Regions from separate parts of the Mus musculus genome. Here region 2 is linked to region 1. A link is a loop called in an ENCODE intact Hi-C map of the cell type or tissue named here. Cell type or tissue: heart. All regions are shown on one strand.

Evidence for each region. Hi-C counts contacts between places; a loop is a spot of excess contacts. Peaks named below come from ENCODE experiments on the same cell type or tissue, not always from the same donor. Only the 100,000 strongest peaks of a DNase experiment are listed, where the experiment ranks them.
Region 2: it touches region 1 in a loop (5-fold over the local background); 4 of 42 quality-filtered maps call a loop at or near these places.

What each region holds. Positions count from the first base shown.
Region 1 is chr1:181,879,060-181,884,059 of GRCm38, forward strand. It overlaps Gm33669 (a long non-coding RNA gene), which reads left to right. Exons shown (of 4, transcript XR_865801.2): 2 at 1,577-1,921; 3 at 2,167-2,235. Among named protein-coding and RNA genes, the nearest start is that of Gm33669, 3.1 kb to the left of the region's middle. In heart, CTCF peaks have their summits at 2,035 (motif pointing left) and 2,741; a DNase peak (open chromatin) is centred at 2,622; H3K4me3 peaks cover 368 bases; H3K27ac peaks cover 912 bases.
Region 2 is chr1:181,614,423-181,619,422 of GRCm38, forward strand. Dnah14 (dynein, axonemal, heavy chain 14) reads left to right here. Exons shown (of 87, transcript NM_001377039.1): 13 at 961-1,075; 14 at 1,412-1,676; 15 at 2,171-2,216; 16 at 2,303-2,400. Among named protein-coding and RNA genes, the nearest start is that of Gm33612, 10 kb to the right of the region's middle. In heart, CTCF peaks have their summits at 1,939 (motif pointing left) and 3,113 (motif pointing right); no DNase peak of the experiment used is centred here.

The sequences.
Region 1 (5,000 bases):
AGGCAAAGGGCGGGTATGAGGGGACAGTGATGATAAGCAGGACTAGGGTTCATGATGTGACATTCTCAAAGAATCAATTAAAAAAAAAAAGCTGCCGGCCACCAGGCTCTCCCAGTGTTGCAAGTACCTGTTCCAGAGTCCTGGCTCCTCCCACCCCTGCTCACCACCCTAAACCTCTCCAGCCCCCCCCCACCCCCCCAGCTTCCTTCCCCTTCCCCTTCCCCTTCTTCTCTTTCCTAGAAAACCCAGTTATTTTGGCCATGTATTCTCTTGGTTCTTCTCTTGGTCTGCCTGCCTGTTGTTGTCCTTTCTTTCCTCTATCTTCTCTCTCCCTCTCCCCCCTCCCTCCACTCCCCCCCCCCCCCCTGCCGTGGCCCTGTTCCTGTCTCCTGGCCATGTCGCAGCTATTTCCTTTTCTCCCTGCTCTGGATGCTTCCAGATGTCTCTTTCTCATATCTACAATAAAAACCATCTCCTCAGACATACCTAGGAGCAGGCACGTCCTCATTCAGTTATAACCATGCTGGGTCTCAGAGAGCATGGTCCACCTGTCCCCAGAACACTTTGGTTTGAGGGAGCACACAGCACACATTGTCTCTGTAGGGGCTTTGGGTTCTCAAGTGTGTTGAGTTTCTTGGCTCTCAGCAGGAAAAGCATGCCAGGACCTAGGGAAAGGGGCTGCTTCTACACACACACACACACACACACACACACACACACACACACACGCACACGCACACGCACACGCACACGCACACAGAGAGAGAGAGAGAGAGAGAGAGAGAGAGAGAGAGAGAAAGCCCAGCTTCTCAAACCGTGGTCATGACTCTGTATGGGACGGAGCAAATGTTACATCAGAACTAAAGACTCAGTGCATCTCCAGCATTTTGGGCATCGATCAACTGTGGTGCAGAGTGTGGCTTCCCTGCAGACTTGGTTCTGAACACACATGTGTGCTGTGCACCGTGTATGACCTGGTGTCTGAGCGGTAGATGCTGCCTGACCCCTGAGCTCAGATCTGAGATAGGTGCAATACAAACCACAGTGTTTTCACAGCACACACACGGGCTTCTGTTCTTACCCAAACATGGAGGCTTAATCATGGGAAACAAACACTTTTGATATTTTCCCACTGACACCCCTCAGCATGTATCCCACAAATGTATCTCTGGGTTGTATTATGTAAGCATATTTGATTTTCAGATTTGCTGTTTGAGCTGCTGTCTTGAATTTCATTTTAAAAAAAAATCATTAAGTGAATTGTGGCTCTGAGACTAAGACAGAATTCCCCACAATTTCTGAAATGGCTCTAGACATATTTCTGCTATTTTGAATTTACATTGCCTCTGAAAAATACTGGAGATATTCCATGTTCTACAGTGTGAAATATATAGCCAATGTCATATTCCTTATGTAAATATAACAAACCTCTATACAAACTTGCTTTCATCCTTAATAAATGCTATAATTATATGTATGTCTAAGAATCGCTTTTAAAATTTCTTTGTGAGTTATTACTTGTAAATGTAATTGTTTGCTTTTTTTTTTTTTTTTTTTTTTGTCTCTATATTGCTAGGGTCTCATACAGGGGTGGCGAACAGAAAAAGTTTAAGCCCTGCCCTAAAGACTAGCCCCCCCTCCCAAATACTCCCATCCCCCTCTCTGGAGCAGATGGCCTGGTAAGTTCTGGCAGGCACCTGGGGTTACTCTGTGCTCTCCCTGTACCCACAGCCAGTGCAGGTCTCAGTGTCTCAGCACCCTGTACCCACAGCCAGTGCAGGTCGCAGTGTCTCAGCACCCAGACCAGGCAATGAGTATTCCAAAGCCCGGAATGGATGCGATCTACGTCCCTCATCCGGGCCCCCACTGCCTGGAGGACTGTGTGAAAGAACTTCCCAGCCACCAGACTACTGTGGACCATGTACCTCAGCCAAGTAAACGGAGACAAAGGGATAGTTGGTGGGAGATGGGATGAAGCCTGAAACCCGGGACCATCTATAGGTGTAGCTCTGTTACAGCGCCACCATGTGGTGAGCTTCAGAGTAAGGATGGTGTGAGAGGGGTCGGGGTGGGGTGCGGGTGGGGCCTGAAAGCCTGGCCTCTAGGCTGAGGGACCTACCTCTGGGAAGCCCTTTTCAGATCTTCCTTAACCCAGGTTTCATGCAGCGGCCCCAGAGGGACTTGAACCCCTGCCCAGCTGGCGGACCTCACTCCAACACTCTCTTAGGACGCAAGGTTGGCGGGAAATTTCTGTCTCATAACTCGTACTCTGGCAGGAAAGTCCTAAATCCTCAGAGTAAGAGACTAGAGGCCTAGATGGGGTCCTGTTCTCTGGGTGAAGGCGCCTAGCGTTCAGTGCAGCAATGGATGGGGAGAGAGAAAAGTGGGTCAGCTTCTTGGTGGGGGAGGGTGAGCCCAGAGGATGCGCCAACTAGGGTCATCCCAAGTGTCGTTTCAGCAAGGAAATTCGGGAAGAACCGCTATGCCGCAGAGGCCAGTCTGCACAGGGTTGGCATGAGGCCCTGGCTACTGGCTTTGACTTGAGAAAGAAAGCACAGACCAACATACACCTGGCACTGCACCCAGTCAGCCAGCCCTGGGTAAGCTGGGTATTTGGCAGCACTCCTCCTGGGAGCCCAAGTGAGAGGGAAGTGAGCCGCAATTTAGCGAGGTTGAGTGGGACCGGAAACAAGATGTGGCAAGCTCTGGCAGGTCCCAGGGTGGGCCTAGAGCGCCACCTGGTTTTGGACTACCGATCATCAGGCAAACACCGTTTTCCTGACCCATGCACCATCTTTGACACTGGTCAGTTATCTGGCTGGAGGCCAGAGCTTTAGTGAGAGTGGTAGCCTCTTCCCCAAGCCCAGAGGGTAAGGCATGTCTTTGCCTTTCTCAGCCAAGTTGGGGGGCGGGGAGCAGGAAGGATGAAAAGATGAAGGAATCCTTTGTGCTTTGACAGTGTCCAGGCAGGAAAGAACAGCCTTTCTAAGGATGTAAAAGCCATCCATGGGGTTGCCCATGGCCCAGCAGGGAGAGGCTTTCTCTGCTGGGCAGTTTAAGGACAGCCTGCTTCCCGAGGCAGCAATGCAGTGCACACTGCCCTCTGGGCAGTGACCTGGGCTTTGTATAGGCACACAGATCCCCAGGGATGGAGAACAGTGAGGGACTCTTGAGCATAGCCTGAGGTCAATGTGGCAGAGACGGGACCTCTGAGCTCAGGAGTTCCTAGGTAAACTCTGGGTGGGAGGGATCCCTGAGATGGAACAGTGATGCACAGTCCTCCTCAGGGAGGTGCAAGCTGGTGTTAGGCTTAACTTGATGTGGGAAACAATGGCTGGCTGTGTGTTCCCAGTTCAGCGTTAGACAGCTGTTCCTCCTGCAAGAGACCCTCTTGACTGACAGGAAAGGGCAGTAAGTCCATGGGCTATAGCTCCACGGTAGAATGCTCATTTAGCACCTGTCAGACCCATGGCAGAAGAGCCCCAAGACAGGAGGTGTCACTCCATGCCAAGCCCCACCCAGCTCTGACAAGAAGATCCTAAACCCAGCGTGGTGGTGGCACACACCTTTAATCCCAGCACTGGGGAGGCAGAGGCAGGTGGATCTCTGTGAGTTCTGGGCCAATCTAGTCTAAGTTGCAGGACAGCCAGAGCTACATAGTGAGAGTCTATCTCAAAACAACCACCAAAAACGTAGGAAAAGGAGGAGGAGAGGGAGAGGAGGGAGAGGTGGTCCTGAGCATGTCAAAATCTACACGACATCGGTTTTTTATTTTCTCATTTCAACTTCACCACAGCCTTGAGGAAGCAGGTTGGCCTAGATCTCTACCATTGTCCTCTGTCAATGTGGGGAAGCCTGGTCCCAGGCCCTGGGGAAATCACTGTTTCTAAGGTGGCTCCTGCTTAGGCTGCCCAAGACAGTCTTGCCACTTCACTGCTGCCTGCACAGAATCCCCAGACATGAGACAAACACCTCAGCACGCAGGGCCTCAAATTTGGTGTCTGCTCACCCAGAGCTGTAGAGCCGCAGCCGCTCCCATCAGTCACCAGCCTAGGAGAGGGCCCAGAATCTGCACTTTAACACAGTTACACTCAAGGAAGCCCATCCACACTGGCTTCAGAAAGGCCCCGAGCACACAGGAACACCCGCTGCTCCCTCAACGTCTTTTCTTGGTGTTCACCTCTTCTGGAAGTCCTCACCAGAGCTGCTTCTTGGCCTTTTCTCAACAGATGAACAAATTGCTTTTGGGAATAGGTGTATGTCACACAATATTTGCGATAAAATCATTTTTACTCTAAGGTTACTGTCAACCTGAAATTTAAATGTAACTGAGCATCTGGGTAGTGTCTCTGTTGTTGTTGGTGGTGGTGGTGGTTTTTCTTGGCGTCAATTTTTGGTGACAGGAAGTGGACACGGGACCTCGCACATACCAGACACATACAGGCTTTCCCACACTGATCTATACCTGCAGTCCAATTTCTAATTAACCACTTATTTCTTGTTTTGTTTTGTTTTTAAGATTTATTTATTTTATGTATGTGAGTACACTGTAGCTATCTTCAGACACACCAGAAGAGGGCGTCAGATCTCATTACAGATGGTTGTGAGCCACCATGCTGGGAATTGAACTCAGGATTTCTGGAAGAGCAGTCGGTGCTCTTAACTCCTGAGCCATCTCTCCAGCCCTAACCACTTACTTGTTAATAAGTTAAATGAGATCTGTTTATTTTTATTTTATGTGCATGGATGCTTTGCCTAGATGTATGTCTGTCCACCACGTGTGCCTGGGGCCTGTGGGAAACAGAAGAGGGCAATGGAAGCCCTGGAATTGGTGTTCCAGGCTATCGAGAGCCACTGTGGGGTGCTGGGAAACCCAGGACAGCTTCTCCTGTACCACCCAGGACAGTTTCTCCTGTGCCGTTGAGTTGCTATCTCTGGCAACCCTACACCCGTGGGACTTCTGGCACCTCGACCCTGAGAGTAGGCAGGCATTAGCTGGA
Region 2 (5,000 bases), 260 kb before region 1:
CAGTTTCCCACAACAATGTCTATATCTGTTTAGACTGTAGCAAGAACGTATGGGATTCTAATATCCTCACCAACAAAAATCCAGTCCAGTGAGCACAAGGTAATCTCTTGTGATTTTGATTGGGTTTCCTAATTGTCAGTGATTTTTAAGCATCTTTTCTTTTCTTTTCTTTTTTTTAAGATTTATTTTATTTATCTCAGTACACTTTAGCCATCTTCAGACACACTGGAAGAGGCCATTGGATCCCATTACAGATGGTTGTGAGCCACCATCTGGTTGCTGGGAATTGAACTCAGGACATCTGGAAGAGCAGCCAATGCTCTTAATCGCTGAGCCATCTCTCCAGCCCTTAAGCATCTTTTCTTATACTTATCATCCACTTGTATGTCTTTGGAGAAAGGGCCAGTAAAATTGTTTTCATTCCCTATTTGTATGCCTGTGTTTGGGTGTGGATGTGGATGTGTGTCAGGGTCCATGGTCAGAGGTCAGAGGACAACCTTGGATAATTGTCCTCAGGTACCTTGCCCCTTTTTATGTGTGACAAGGTCTTTTACTGGCCAGAAATCTGAGCATGTAGGCCAGGTTAGCTGGCCTGCGAGCATCCAGGGGTCTGTTTCACCCTCCTATTTGTGTCATCGTTGAGAGTGCAGATATGTTGTAGCCATGCCTGGCTGTTATGTGCTTTCTGATGGCTCAAACGCAGGTCTTCACACTTACAAGCTGAACACTGCTGACTGAGCCTCATCTCAGCCCTTTCTCCATTTTTTAACTTACTTTGTTTGTTCTCTTTCTTCTTTTCTTCCTCTCTCTCTCTCTCTCTTTTCCTTCTTTCCTTCCTTCCTTCCTTCCTTTCTCTCTTTCTCTCTTTCTTACTGTTATATGAATTCTTTATATATTTTCATATTAAATAGTAAAATAAATGATTTCAAAAATAAATTTCCCTCCCATTTCTCATTCTAGAGACAGGAAGATCTTTTCTAGGAAGGAATCAGACGATGATGAATTTGTTCTTTCAAGTTTAACTGCTCCTTCTTTTCAAAGCTCACAACCAAAACTAGACACCGATGTTAAAGAGGTAAGGTGCGCCTCAAAACCACTAACATAAATTTCGATACAAGATGAATAGCAAGTTCCAGAGTTAAACATTCAGTTAACAATTTCTTGCCACACACACATATGTGCGCATACACAAACATACACACATACACATGCGCACATATGTGCCACCTTCTCCCATTGTAAAAAGTTGCAATAATGCCTTCCAAATTGCCCACTAATACTAATTTCACATTTCATCTTTTTTGACATGTAAATATGGTTACAGTTTATGATACTACCTAACCTTTATCACCACCAGTTAACCGTTCTATTGTATGTTGTTCTTGCCTTGTGGGCACATTTGCTACCTTAGACTTTTAACAGTCATCGTGTGGCAATGGATTTGAAGAAAACCTATGCTCCAATATTTGAGATCAGCCTCTGTCTGAGACTTCCCACTATGAATGACTCTCCAGAGGACCTGGAAGGGAATAATCAGAAGTCTGAGAACTGTGAAGAGTCTCTGGTGTGTGATGAGGAGGAACTGGAGAACCGAAAAAGAACTTCAAGTGAAGCCATGCTCAGCCAGTACAACCAGCCGAGCAAGTTTGGCACCCTCCTGAAACGCATCCTTTCAGGTGAGGCCGGAGGCAGCGGGTGGCAGCTGGTAGTAAGGAAAGAAATTTAGGATTATGCCATGTTTGTTAGTTATGCCACGTTAGCATACTTGCTAAGGGGAGCAATGACAGACCACGAACTACCTTGTGGTACATGCGAGTGGTAATATCATTCACTGTGAACCACTTACACTGTCACTCTGGCCTTCTGGGCTTTCATTTTCAGGATGAGTGGCACCTAGAACGGCTGCTAAAAGCCCAGGAGTGCCACCTGGTGGTAGAATATGTGCCTAGCGTATGTGAGGCCCACAGGAAAGGAAAAGAACACAGTCTGGGACTCTGCTCCAGGTGTCCTATCAGAGTCTGGGATATGATTCTGGAATTCCCCTTCCAGACAGGCTCAGCGATTGATTCTCAGGTTATTTAGAAAATACTGATATATATTAAGTTGTTGTCTTGCATTTTAAACTGTTAATAAATTTTTACTTTGTCTTTGTTTCAATAAATTCGAATAGACTCAGGACTCCAGCTTGAGTCTGATCAAGAACGCTTCTATAATAAGTACGTATTGACCATTTTATAAGCATCTGTGTTCTGTTGGGTACTGCGATCCCTTGAATGTACTCTTATGTATTGTTTTCTCTCAGATTTTTTGAATTCCCAACAAACCTCTTTATGGAACCCAACAGACTGGACTTTTCGACACAATTCCAAAATATGATAGCAACTATAGAAAAGTATGTCAGTAAGTATCCAAAAGGCTTGGTGCCTTCTATGGCAATCTCTTTTAAATCAATGCATTTGATGCTCTTAGTGATACATATGGTAGATATAAATAAGAGATCATGAGTCCCAGTGCTTGATCAAGCAGTGTTTATTTAAAATTATTTGAAGATGATGATGATTGTGTGTGTGTGTGGTGTTAGACTTTTCTCAAGGAATAGAACTGTAGAATAAGTTACATGTGTGTACATATAATATCTATGAAAAATTCCCCTAAATATGTATATATGCATACACACACACACACATATATATGTGTGTATGTATATATATACATATATATATATATGGATTCATATATATATATATGTGGATTCATATATGCATGCACACACACACACTCACATGGGGATTTATCTAAGTGGCTTATAGGCAATATTGTTTGACTAGTTCAATATTAGCTGTGTTGCAGTGGAAAGGCCTAGAATCCAGTAGTTGTTCAGTCCGAGAGACTAAATATCTTAGCCGTCTCAGTAGGTTGCTAAAGTCCCAGGAACGTCCTAGAGAGTTGCTGGTCTTCAGTCTATATTGGAATTCCAAAGAAGCAGGTTCTAACACCAGTGAAGGAGTGTCTCAGCAACAGGATAGTTGAACTTGCCAGCCAGAGTGAGGGCAAACAGGTAAAAAGTGAAAGCTTCCTTCTTCCATGTCCTTTGATGTGGACTGTGCTGCCACCAGGGGGCGTGCTGCCCCAGGGGGTGTGGCCCAGATTTAGGGTGCATCTTCGCAGCTCAGATGATCCAATCAGTCCCTCACAGGATTGTCTTTTCATATATTATAAATGTACTTACATTGGCACCCAAAATTAACCCACATGCACATAAAGAAAATGCATAGAGCGTTAGCATCAGGAAAGCCGCTCAAGGCTTGAGTTGTGTGAATTTTATGTCATAGCATTCATTACAAAGACCTTGTTCCTACCTTGAATACATTTTAAATGATTATTTTTTTCAGCTCGATGAATATAATCTAAGATTATATGACAGTGTCCATCCCCCACAGTAAGTTTTAGAAAAAAATTTAAGCTAGTAGGACCCTTAGCAGCTCAGTTGTCTTGTGACAGTGTGCTGAATTCATGCTTTAGCATGGTGCACTTGTTCCCTGTCCCCGCCCCCCAGGAATTTCTCACCTGGACTTAACTGCTTATCTATAGAAATAATAGACGTGTATCATTCTCTACTAATGTTTTTTTAAATTTTGGGTAGAGATTCATTTTGAGGACATAGGTCCTCTGGCATTCTTTCCATAGATTCTTTTTGCCACCTAGATTTTCTTTCTTTCTTTTTTTTTTTTCTTTTCTTTTTAGATTTAAGTTTCTTGGGTTAAAAACATGTGATTGCTCTCATGTCTTTTTTTTTCCTCAGTATAAAATGATTTTGTCATGTGATTGTTTTGAAATTTTCATTATAAAATAATTCAAGGCTTCTGTGACCATCACTTACACATGCTTGTCACGTGCTTTTGCTACCCATGCTGTGGTCGTCAAAACCACGCACCCAACAGTACGCTGGGGCCATTGAATCAACAGAACCGATTTGATTCTTGGAGCTGCTTCCCGCCTGTCTGCTTTCTATTCCATGATCTGGAGTCCAGACTCACATGTCACACTCAGTTCACTGGACCCTTGGGTCTTCCCATCTAGGACATCTCCTTTTCTTCACTTTTATACTAGTTATCTGCCGGGGGGGGGGGGGGCAGCCCCAGTGTGGGGTGTTTCTTCTTTCTTGTCAGTTCTTGAGGCAGCGGAGGGGGGAAGAGCATAGGTGGAGGGTAAGACTTTGTCTTAAGAGTTTCTGGGGTAAGACTTTGTCTTACGAGAAATTTAAGGTTGCTGTATAATAAAAAGTTTGCTTATCTAAGTCTAAGTTACTATGCTGTTGTAGCTGACCTGCCTTCTGTGTTCCTCTGAGGCCAGAATCTGCAGTCTCTGGCACTCAGCACCCCATCCTGAAACAGCAGGAGATTGAGTAAAGGATTCATTGCTAGACCTTTTCCCTATTGTCCAGATGCCTCTTGCTTGTCAGGTTAGGGGGAAGTTTGGAGCAATAAACTTCTATTGAACCAGGAGAAGAGAATAACACTAGCAGAAGGAAAAACTTTTACATAAGCAAATATGCATAATCTCACATAAATTCATATTCAGTTTCATTCATGCTCATTTACTCATTTTCATTCAAATCCAGTTGGGCCCAGCTTGCATGCATTCTCACAATTACATACTTACACACACACACACACACACACACAGGTATACATTCTTACAATTACATACTTACACACACACACACACACAGGTATACATTCTTACAATTACATACTCACAGACACATCCATACTTAGATATACACATGGAGCAAAAGACCAAGCACCGGTGCAGAAAGAACTCACTCATTCTGGATGAAAAATTCACTCCAATCTTCATTACATAAAGAAAAAACTTCTACATTTTTAATGCTAAATGAATTAAACCCACATTTGTAAGAAAAAATGCTTTGTTTCTTTTAATAAGACTAAACCTGCCTTGTCCTTACCATGAGACCTGTTCTGTCCCATGGTAAGGAG